Linked DNA regions of Homo sapiens: region 1 is linked to region 2. Evidence: read pairs that join two places in POLR2A ChIA-PET (ENCODE). Cell type or tissue: OCI-LY7. All regions are shown on one strand. Each heading gives the region's core, and the rest is flanking DNA. Links, peaks and the distances in the headings are about the cores only.

Region 1 (5,595 bases), core at 731-4,730, 320 kb after region 2:
TAAATGGGTGTTACCAGACCAAAGAGAAATGCTAACCAAATCTCTCATGAGGGAGGTTTTGTCTCAGCTACATCAAGAAACCCACTGGGGACCTCAGGCTATGTGTGATGCAGTTCTTAAAGTCTATGGATGTATAGGAATTTATACTCTAGCAAAACAAGTTACAGATAATTGTCTAATATGTAAGAAAACTAATAAACCCTAAGAAAACCACCCCTTGGAGGAAGAAACCCAAGATTAAGGCCACTCCGAAGTATCCAAATTGATTATACCAAAATACCCCCAACAGGCCGCCTAAAGTATCTACTGGTGATAGTAGATCACCTTACTCACTGGGTAAATGCAATTTCTTTTTCAAGTGCAACCACCAACAATGTAGTTAAGACACTCATAGAAAATGTTATACCCAAGTTTGGATTAATAGAAAACATTGATTCAGATAATGGAATCCATTTCACTGCACATGACAATATAAAGCTAGCCCAGATATTAGAAATAAAGTGGGAATACCATACCCCCTGGCACCCACCTTCATCAGAAAGAGTAGAAAGAATGAACCAAACCCTAAAAAGCCATCTAACCAAATTAGTTTTAAAAACTCGATTATCATGGACCAAGTGCCTTCCTATTGCCTTATTAAAGGTCCGAACTGTCCCTCAGAAAGAAGTTGGCTTATCTCCTTGTGAAATGCTGTATAGGCTGCCTTACTCACACTTCACTGTTGACATTCCTACGTTTGAAACTAAAAGTCAGTTTCTCAAGAGCTATGTACTTGGTCTCTCTTCCACTTTCTCTTCCCTCAAAGCTAAAGGCTTTTTAGTACAGATGCCACCCTTGGAGTTCCCAGCACATCAGCATCAGCCTGGGGATGATGTTCTCATCAGAAGCTGGAAAGAAGGAAAACTCAAACCAGCTTGGGAAGGACCCTATCTCGTGCTTCTAACCACCAAGACTGCAGTCCAAACAACAACAAAAAAATGCAGACCCATCATACCCCAGTCAAAAAAGCATCGCCATCTTCAAAGTCATGCGCTATTGTTCCGAGACCAATTCCTACCAAGCTAAAGATAAAAAAAAAAAAGCTTAACCCTCTTATAGTGCCTTTTTTTCTTTCCCCTCTCTACTGTCAGACAATTATCCTTTCCTCACCCAGTAACAAAACCAAAGTGGCCGTCGTAGAGGTAAAAGATCTAAAACAAACCTAATCATTGAAACAGGGTACCGAGATGCAAATGCCTGGCTGAAATGGATTAAATATTCTGTCTGCACTCTAAACAAAAATGATTGCTATGCTTGTGCGCACAGCAGGCCAAAGGCCCAGATTGTCCCCTTTCCACTCGAATGGTCCTCCAGTCTACCAGGCATGAACTGTATGGTAGTTCCCTTCCAACACCTCACATCCTGGGGTAATAAGTTATGCCAAGCTCCCTCTCTGCTATTCCCTCAAGTCCAGCACCCTGCGGGTCAGCCCCCAAGGGCCATCAAGCTTCCATTTCCCCATGCCAGTTTTACCTCATGTCTCTCACAACACGGGGAAAACTTGGCATTTCTTGGAGACCTAAAGGGATGCAGTGAGCTTAAGCCCTTCCAGGAGCTTACTAATCAGTCTCCCCTTATTCATCCCCAAGCAAATGTAGGATGGTATTGTGGTGGACTATTACTGGATACTCTGCCAAGTAACTGGAGCGGCACTTGCACTCTGATCCAATTGGATATCCCTTTCACTCTGGCATTTCATCAACCAGAAAAGATAAAACATCGTAAAACAAGAGATGTCCCTCGTGGGTCCTTTGACTCTCATGTTTATATAGACGCCGTTGGAGTCCCACGAGGGGTACGAAATGAATTTAAAGCCCGAAATCAGATAACTGCAGGGTCTGAGTCCATGTTATTCTGGTGGTCAACAATTAATAAAAATGTAGATTGGATAAATTATATCTACTATAACCAACAACGATTTGTCAGTTATACTAGGAATGCCATTAAAAGAATAGCTCAACAATTAGGGCCTACTAGCCAAATGGTCTGGGAAAATAGGATGGCGCTAGGTATGATATTAGCAAAAAAAAAAGAGGTGGAGTCTGTGTCATGATAGGAACCCAGTGTTGTACCTTCATCCCTATTAGTTGAAAGACTTATTACAACAGCCCTTACTGAAACTTTCCTGATTTCTTTTCCACCCTAGTTTAACAAACTTTTACTTCTAGACAGTGAGGAACAGCAAAGTCAGGTCATGTTAGGTAAGTTTGAAGAAGAAAGTGTGTAAATTCAAGAGGGGAAAATTGTTAGGAACAAACAGTTTCTCTTCAAAGGGTTTCACCCCCCTTTTCCTTTGTTCTATTACATAAGTAGTTTTTCCTGCCTTTAACAGGCCCAGGCATGCCTCCATCCACCAACCTTGTAGCTGACCCATGCCGCCTTACTCGAAGTTGTTAGGTTCAAACAATGAATTTCCTGGTTCTTTTTCCTTTTCTAAATGCTAAATCTAGTCAGTCGGAATCAGTTTAGATTGTGTGGTCCTACCCTAATTAACTGGGGGAGGACACAGAAACAGGAACGGCATTGGGAATAAAAACCCCTGCTTTCCTTTGTTTGGTGTGCTCTTGCGATCGTAACTAACGCAGGCAGCACCCTTCTGAAATTTGCCTTGCTGAGAAGTCTTTTGTTTGAGTGCTCATTTTCTTTGCAACTCTGAGCTCTTATTTCTAACACAAGGCATCCTCTTGCCTAATTCTTCAAGCAGCTGGGACTACAGGCATGTCCAGACTGCAGGATCTTGAACTCCTGGTCTCAAGCAATCCTGCTGTGACCTCCCAAAGTGCTGAGATTACAGGCATGAATCATCATGCCCAGCCTATTTCTACTTTTTTGATGCAGGTGTTTATTGCCATAAACCTGCTTAATACTGCTTTTGCTGTATTCCATAGCTTTGGTATGTTGTGTTTCCATTTTCATTTGTTTCAAGTTTTTAAGTTTCCTTCTGAATTTCTTCATTGTTCAGGAGCATGTTGTCTAATTTCCATACGTTTTTGAAGTTCTTGAGGTTCTTTTTATTGATATGTATTTTTATTCTTTTTGTGGTCAGAAAAGATATTTGATATGATTTCTATTTTTTTTTTTATTTGTTCAGACTCATGGCCTATGATAATGGTCCATTCTGGAGCATGTTTTATGTGCTGATAAAAAGAATGTGTATTCTCCAGCAGTTGGGTGGAATGTTCTGTAAATGTCAGTTAGGCCTATTAGGTCTAGTTTGTAGTTTAACTCCAGTGTTTCTTTGTTTATTTTCTGTCTGGGTTATCTGTCCATTTCTGAGAGTAGGGTATTAAAGTCTCCTACTATTATTGTATTGCAGTCTATCCCCTTGGATGTATTAATTTTTTTATATATACTTGGGAGCTCTGATGGGTGAATATTTATAATTGTTATATCCTCTTGCTGAATTGACTGACTCCTTTATCATCATATAGTGACCTTCTTTGTCTTTTTTTTACAGTCTTTGATTTGTAGTCCACTTTATCTGATAGAAGCATAGTTGCTCCTGAGCTTTTTTGGTTTCCAGTTGCATGAAATATCTTTTCCCTCCCTTTTAATGTATGTGTATCTTAATAGGTGAAGTGGGTTTCTTGTAGACAGCATGGAATTGGGTCTTGTTTCTTTCTTTGCCTTTTAATTGGAGAACTGAGTGCATTTACCTTCAGTAGTATTATTGATAAGTAAAGACTACTGCCATTTTGTTGCTTGTTTTCTGATTGTTTCGTAACTCTTCCTTTCTTGTGGTTAAGAGATTTTCTCTGGTGGTATGTTTTAATGTGTTGCTTTTTATTTTTAGTGAATTTGTTATAGGTTTTTGCATCGTGGTTACCATGAGGTTTACAAAAAAATAACAAATTATCTTAAAGAGTTGACAACTTATCTTAGATCACAAAAGAATAGAAACAAAGGAAAATTTGAAAGAACTTCCACAATTTAACTTCATCCCTCCCTCTAAGAATTCATTAGAGGCTTTTAATTGTCTCAGTTTATCTATTTTTATATTATCTGCCACTTAACAGGTTGTTGTAACTGTTACTGTTTTTGATAGATTTATCTTTTGGGCTTTATATAATACTAGAGTCGTGAGTGGATTGCATACCACAATTACAATAGTAAAGTATTTTGGGTTTTTTGTGTATACATAATTTTACCAGTGGGTTTTACACCTTCAAATGTTTTTTTAGTTTGTTTTATTTTTCATGGTAGTGTTTTTTTCTTCCAGATTGAGTAATTCCTTTTAGCATTTTTTTTGTAATATGAGTCTTGTGGTGGTGAATTCTCTTAGCTTTTGTTTGTGTGGGAGTCTTTATCTCCCCTTCATATGTGAAGGGTAATTTTGCTGGACAAGGATATTCCTGGATGGTAGTTTTGGTTTTTTTCTTTGAGCACATTAAAAATGTTCCTGTCCCTTCCTGGCCTGTATGGTTTCCGTTGAGAAGTCTGTTGTCATACAAGGTAGAGCTTCTTTATATGTTATTTGTTTCTTTTCTATTGCTGCTTTTAGGATCCTCTCTTTGTCTTTGACTTTTCAAATTTGATTATTATATGCCTTTGGGTAATCTTATTTGGGTCAAATGTGTTTTCTGACCTTCCTGTACTAGGATATTTACATTTTTCTCAAGTTGTGGAAAGTTTTCTATTATTTCTTTGAATAAGCTTTCTACCTCATGCTTTTGCTCAACTTTCTTTGAACACTAATAATTCTTACATTTTTTTTTTGAGGTAATTTTCTATATCTTATAGGCAATCTTTGTTGCTTTTCATTCTTTTTTCTCCTATGTGTGTTTTCATAGCCTGTCTCTGAGCCTAATGATTGTTTACTCTGCTTGATCCTCTCTTATGTCAAGAGCCTCTAATGAATCAGTTCAGCAAGTGTATTTCTCAGTTCCAAGATTTCTGTTTGATTTTTTTCTTTTCTTTTCTTTTGGTGTTATGACTTGGATAATTTTAAAAAATTACTTTAATCTCTTTTTAAAATTTCCTGATAAATTTCTGAATTGCATTTCTGTGTTATCTTGGAGATCACTGAGTTTTCTTAAAAATACTACTTTGAATATTGGTCAGAGAGCTCATAGATCACTATCTCATTAGTGTCAGTTATTGGTTCCTTGCTTTGTCCATTTGGGGAGATCATGGGTACCTGTTTTCTGTTGTTTGTTGTGGCTGTTTTATTCAGCCTTCTCTGTCTGGCTTGTTTTGGTTTTTACTGGATGTATTTGCTTAGAAGTTCTTTACTGTTAGGTTGCTGCCTCCTTTTTAGCTCTCTCTAGTTACCTTAAGCCCAGGTTCACCTAGGTTCTAGTAAAGAACCAGAGCACTGTTCTTCCCGAATGAGGGAGATTCCAAAGGGGATGTCCCAGTAGTGTGGGAATGCTGGCTAGGAGTTCCTGCCCAGGGGACCTGTACAATAAACCTTCTACAGATGGTGTTGATGAACATCTAATGAACATCTACTCTGATTCAGTGTCTTGCTTGGCTGAGTTACAGTAGAATTTCCAGAGCTGGAGATGGTAGTCTTGCCTCCCTTTTTTGTTTCTGCCTATCCGCAGGGATATTTTT
Region 2 (5,595 bases), core at 931-4,930:
TTCACGTTTCCCTCCTTTTCTTTTTAAAATCTTTTGGAGAAAGCATTTTAGGAGAAAATGAGTCCCTCGTCCCAGGTTTCATCTGGTGTCTCATGGCTAGGATGGTTTATTCCTAGATAGGTAGGTCCCAAGTTATTAGGAAAGCTCATATTTAGAAGGTTGTGAAGTCTCATGTCCTTTGAAGAGAAAACAGGGGGAAGAAGGTAGAAAAACAACAACAAACAAAAGAACAATCCTGGAAAATCGATATAGGCCACATTACTCTGAAGTTTATACATCAGTAGGTAGGTATGAAAGTGGCTAATGTATGTAAATAAGGTTGCTATTATTTTCTTCTGAAGGTTGTCTAGCTTCAGTTTGTGGGGCTTTATGAAAGCACAGCTCAGTTTTCAGTGACTCCAAATTAGGAAAAATGGGAAAAGAAGAAGAAAAAAATTGAAAACAAAGTAACAAAAATTACTTTGAAGACTTGGAGCCAAGAAAAATTAGAATTCAGTTCAAACTTTAAAAAATAATAAAAATCAAGAAACGTTAGGCAAGACTAGAATCTAACAACTGCTGTACTATAGTTTTGAATCATAATGTTTCTCTCTTCAGTTTCCCGTTTGTACTAAAGAAAAATCATGGTAGGACTGGTTTGCTTTACTATACTTGGCCTAATTATTTGTATACAATGCAGCCAGAGTAATTATTTTTTTACATAGGCTTTTAAATTGGCTTTGATGGAACTTTGTTCCATAGAAGGAATCTCAGATAAGACATTTTTTTAAAGCTGAGCCCAGCTATGGATTTGTGCCATCAGGTACCTATGAGTTGAGTGATCCTTTCCTCTTGAGGTTCCAAGATAAACTTGGGGCTCCTGGGCCTGTCAGAAAGTGACATTCTTTACTTATGACACATCAGGAACCCTTTACAATGGCTGTGTAGACAAAGGTATCACAGCAGTTTATCCAATGGGCTTTTATTGCCTCCATAAGTCAATTTTGAATCCTTAAAGGAAAGCACACCATTCCAGTCAAAACTTTAGTAAAATAACCAGTTTCTCCAATTGTGTCCTGTTACAAATGAAAACAGATTCTTATTGCACTTATGCAAATAACTGTATTGTCATAAGAATACTCACACATAGTTCCCAAATTTTGGAGAAATCAGGTTGACAGAAACAAATATGGTCTAAATTTTGTTCATAGAAGTATACTTCACTCAATTGTTAAAAGCTGTAAATAGCTTAAAAGACGTTTTCTTGTATCTGAAAAACAAAACAAAGGATCAGCAACATTTTAAGCAAAAAGTTTAAAAGATTACTTTAGTCTTTTATTAGATCAGCTCACGCAGTTAGCTTTTGTTCTGACATTCATGAACATTTCAGTTCTCCATGAGAGTCCTGAAAGTTTTTTTCTCTATTCTAATGTTCCAATCTCCAAAGTTATCAGAAACTTGCATCTAGGAACACCTGTTAGAGTTCTATAGTTGATTATAAAACCACTTTCTAAGGAGGACCAAAACAAGACAATTGTTTGTGGATGACAAAAGGTTTTAAGGCAGCCACAGTCAAAGACACAACTGACAAAGAAACTTATCTCTGTGGCAGCAACAATTTAACATAACAATTATAATTATTACTGATAATGTACATTAAGTCATATCAAAATTATAGGAGTTTCCCATGATTTTGGAACACATACCAATAACATATTTATATAAATACAGCCCAAAGAAAGCCAAACACCATTTCATATTTGACAAAGTTTCCTGTATGATTTTTATACCAAATAAGCCAAATTATGTCATTTTGGACTTCAGGAAACCTAATATCTTAAAGGATTAATTCAAGCAGAAAAAGACATAATTTATAATTTGATTTTGGAAAGGTTATCAAATATCAAAGGTTTAGAACACTTGATATCACAGGTTATTGTAAAATAAGTCATTCATTTGACCAAAGTGATAACTCAAGGATTTAAAAAAAAGGCAAAAACCTTCTCTTTGAGAAAAGAGAGCTAATTTTCCAAACAATAAGCCCTAGTAACAACAGCAGGAAGCTGGCTGGGTGCGGCGGCTCATGGCTGTAATCCCAGCACTTTGGGAGGCCAAGGCAGGTGGGTCACCCGAGGTTGGGAGTTTGAGACCAGCCTGACCAACATGGAGAAACCCTGTGTATACTAAAAATACAAAATTAGCCAGGCGTGGTGGCACATGCCTGTAATCTCAGCTACTAGGGAGGCTGAGGCAGGAGAATCGCTTGAACCTTGGAGGTGGAGGTTGCAGTGAGCGGAGATTGCACCATTGCACCCTAGCCTGGGCAACAAGAGCGAAACTCTATCTCAAAAACAAAACAAAACAAAAAACAAAACACAGCAGGAAGCCAATTAAATTTGTTCTCTAAAATTTTATAAACAATCTATAAAATTTTAATCTTGACCATAAGCTATAACTTCCATAAGCCTTTCATAACCTTTATAACCTTTACTTAGGAGTTGGTTAATATTTCATAAAAACCTTGTTAATTTGACATGGGCTCATATGCTGGTCTTGCATCAGTGTGCCTTTGACATTAATGATTAATTTATAGAGAAACTGAACTTATTTTATCTCTCAACATTGGCTCTTACAATCTCACATGCCCCTTTCCTGAGAAAGTTGAATGACTTGAATTTTTGGCCCTGTGTTTCAGGAATGCAGTTTATTTTGATTGGCATTTTCTACCGAGACTAAAGATGGGATTTTAATTGCTGTCAGTGTTTAAACTTTAGCAGGACTTGGTATCTTTTTTACACCCAGGAGTCAAAGCCCTGTAACTAAATGTCACAAGTACTTTAAAACCTCATACAGAGAGACATATGGGTGTAATAACCTTAACTTAAAAAAAAAATTTAATCTCAGTTTTTTCCCTAAGCAAACCAAAACTTAATAATAATATGACAACTTGATCATATAGGTTTTTTTAAAATAAATCCTCTTATTGTGACTTACACAGACTGTTCATGACATGCTTGGACTTTCTGGTTTGTCCTGAACATCCCTCTTTCTTAAGCAACCAGTCATTTTACTCTAGGACTAAATTTACCATACAAGATTCTTTCTTATATGAAATTATTTATCTTTAAGCTTTCTTACCAAAAAAAACCTCTTTATTTTTATAACTGTCTTTTTTTTTTTTTTTTTTTAGATGAAGTCTGGCTGTCACCCAGGCTAGAGTGCAGTGGCAAGATCTCAGCTCACTGCAACCTCCGCTTCCTGGGTTCAAGCAATTCTCCTGCCTCAGCTTTCCAAGTAGCTGTGATTACAGTAGCCTACCACCACGCCTGGCTAATTTTTGTATTTTTAGTAGAGATGGGATTTTACCATGTTGACCAGGCTGGTCTCAAACTCCTGACCTCAAGTGATCTGCCTGCCTCAGCCTCCCAAAGTGCTGGGATTACAAGTGTGAGCCACTGCTCCCAGCCATAACTTTCTTTACATCTCTTTTATTTTCCTGGTTCCTTTTATATTGTTTTAAACATGACCTTTAAATAAGCTTTGAATTAGACAAAAACTATTCATCTTTTTAAAAATGACACACTTTTTAAAAAGAATGTTTTCTTACAAATATATTTTTATTGGAAAATACCCATATAATGAAATATCTATTACTTAATTTAATATAACTTTAGATTCTAAATTATGAGTTTGTCTACAAGTATTACATTCACCTAATTATTTTAATTGTTTTAGATGATTTATGAAAACTGTGATAGTCATCATTTAAAGTTATGGAACCATCATTGCAAAATTATAACAGAGACGTGAAAAAGATTTGCCTAACTGACTCCATCTTGCTTTTAACCTCCAAACTCTCCTTGTTCATTCTTCTTTTCTCTCCTAGGAAATTGTTGTTTAAGGATCCTAATTCTAGTTCAGAGATGCATTCTAAAGGGTCTTCTTTTTCTTCTTGTCAGCTAATAGTCTTAAATTTGCATATTAAAGGAAACAACTCACATAAAAGTCAGACAGCAAAATTTACCTCGTAAGGTACAAAGTGAAAGTCTGGTGAGCTGGAGGGAAATTAAAATGAATTTAATTAACAATTGGACATAAAATTATAGACATCTATCATAAAGGCCTTCAAATACATACATGTGTACATGTACATACACACATACACACATACAGATTCTATAACTTTTACTCCAGTACTTTAGCCATGAGATAAATACAAATTTGCCAGCTTGCAAGAAAAACCCAAAAAACTATTAGACCCAAACAGTGGTTTTATCTCAGTGGAAAAATAACAGCAGACTTAAAGCATGGCAGAAAGGAAAATAGAGAAAAACGGACTAGGAACTCTAGAATTTGCAGGTTGACCTTAGGGCTCTTTTTCCTCAATGTAAATTTGCACAAAGACTGTATTACTTCCATTTTACTCTGGCAAATAGAGGTGCCATAAAACCAATAAGGTGCTCTAAAGGGGGTCATTCTCCTTGTTTTCTCCTCATTCTCAGATTGTTTCCTGCTTCTTTTTTTTTTTCTTAAAAGGAAGAATTGAGCTGTGGCCTAGGGTTTTTGTGCATGGATCGATGTGAGCTGCTTGTGGGCAGGACTCCACAGTGTGTCATCACTGAGTTGTTTCCAGCCTCTTATGCATCTCAGCTTCTCTCTCCAGAGGTCTATGTCCTCTGAGAGGGCTCAAAATGCCAGGTGATCAGCCCTTATATGCATTTCCTGGATGACCCATTTTTAAAATTAAATTTTTCTGGGGATTTCCCTGCAGGGCCACTGCATGTTGCAGGGGGTCAACTCCCCAGACGCTCCCACGAGGCCCCTGGTCACCCAGGGACGCCTTTCGCTGGAAAGAGCAAATGTCCTTTCTCTTTGGAGCTCAGAAAACTCAGTTTCTCATTTGCCTATGAAAACAACAGTTCAGTTCCTCAGACAAATGCACACAGACAAACACAATTGAGATTAATTATGGGAGAAAAAGCAATAGATAAGACCCTTTAGAATGCATCTCCGAACTAGAATTAGGATCCTTAAACAACAATTTCCTAGGAGAGAAGAGAAAAGAAAAGAAACCAGCCAAGACCACTTCCTGTAAACTGTGCTCAGCCACCCGTAACTTTGTAGTTCTCGTCTGCCATTACATGCTCCAAGGTCAAATCCTCTCACAGTGCAAGGTCATCTCTGGTTCCCCCAAAGCCAAAGAGGTCAGGTCATGCAATACAGGAAAACAGAGCTTTAGATGTAAGAAGAATCCGCCCACGACTCTTGAAACTTCACAGAGAAAACACAACACTCCAAAAGGGGTGAGTGGCCCCTTTGTTCTGAATTCTTTAAAGGGGTTCAAGTCATTAGAAGCCTTCTCTAGATTTTTTTGGTACTGCAGATGGCAAAGGGGGAAGGAGGTATAGGGTAGAAGAAAAGTAAATGAAATAAATATTTTTTTTTTAAGACAGGAAGCAAACACAGAAAGCAAGTGCATGTTTTTGTTGTTGTTGTTGTTGTTTTGTTTGTTTGTTTTAGCTGTGAGAAATTTTGGCCAGATTAGAAAGGCTTTGTTACCCGTAATTTGGAATTCTCACTCAGATTGGACCAAGTCTGGAAGAGTAGGTCAAATCT

What was found. ChIA-PET counts read pairs that join two places held together with the same protein. Peaks named below come from ENCODE experiments on the same cell type or tissue, not always from the same donor. Only the 100,000 strongest peaks of a DNase experiment are listed, where the experiment ranks them.
Region 1: POLR2A ChIA-PET joins it to region 2 with 5 read pairs; 2 of 35 experiments call an interaction of 5 or more read pairs at or near these places.

Annotation. Positions count from the first base shown.
Region 1 is chr3:197,240,082-197,245,676 of GRCh38, reverse strand. The region is part of intron 4 of DLG1 (discs large MAGUK scaffold protein 1); the gene reads left to right. Among named protein-coding and RNA genes, the nearest start is that of MIR4797, 51 kb to the left of the region's middle. In OCI-LY7, for the core only: no CTCF peak of the experiment used is centred there; no DNase peak of the experiment used is centred there.
Region 2 is chr3:197,561,671-197,567,265 of GRCh38, reverse strand. It overlaps a transcript of BDH1 not described here. Among named protein-coding and RNA genes, the nearest start is that of BDH1, 8.5 kb to the right of the region's middle. RefSeq lists an enhancer at 4,711-4,810. In OCI-LY7, for the core only: no CTCF peak of the experiment used is centred there; a DNase peak (open chromatin) is centred at 2,985; H3K4me3 peaks cover 237 bases.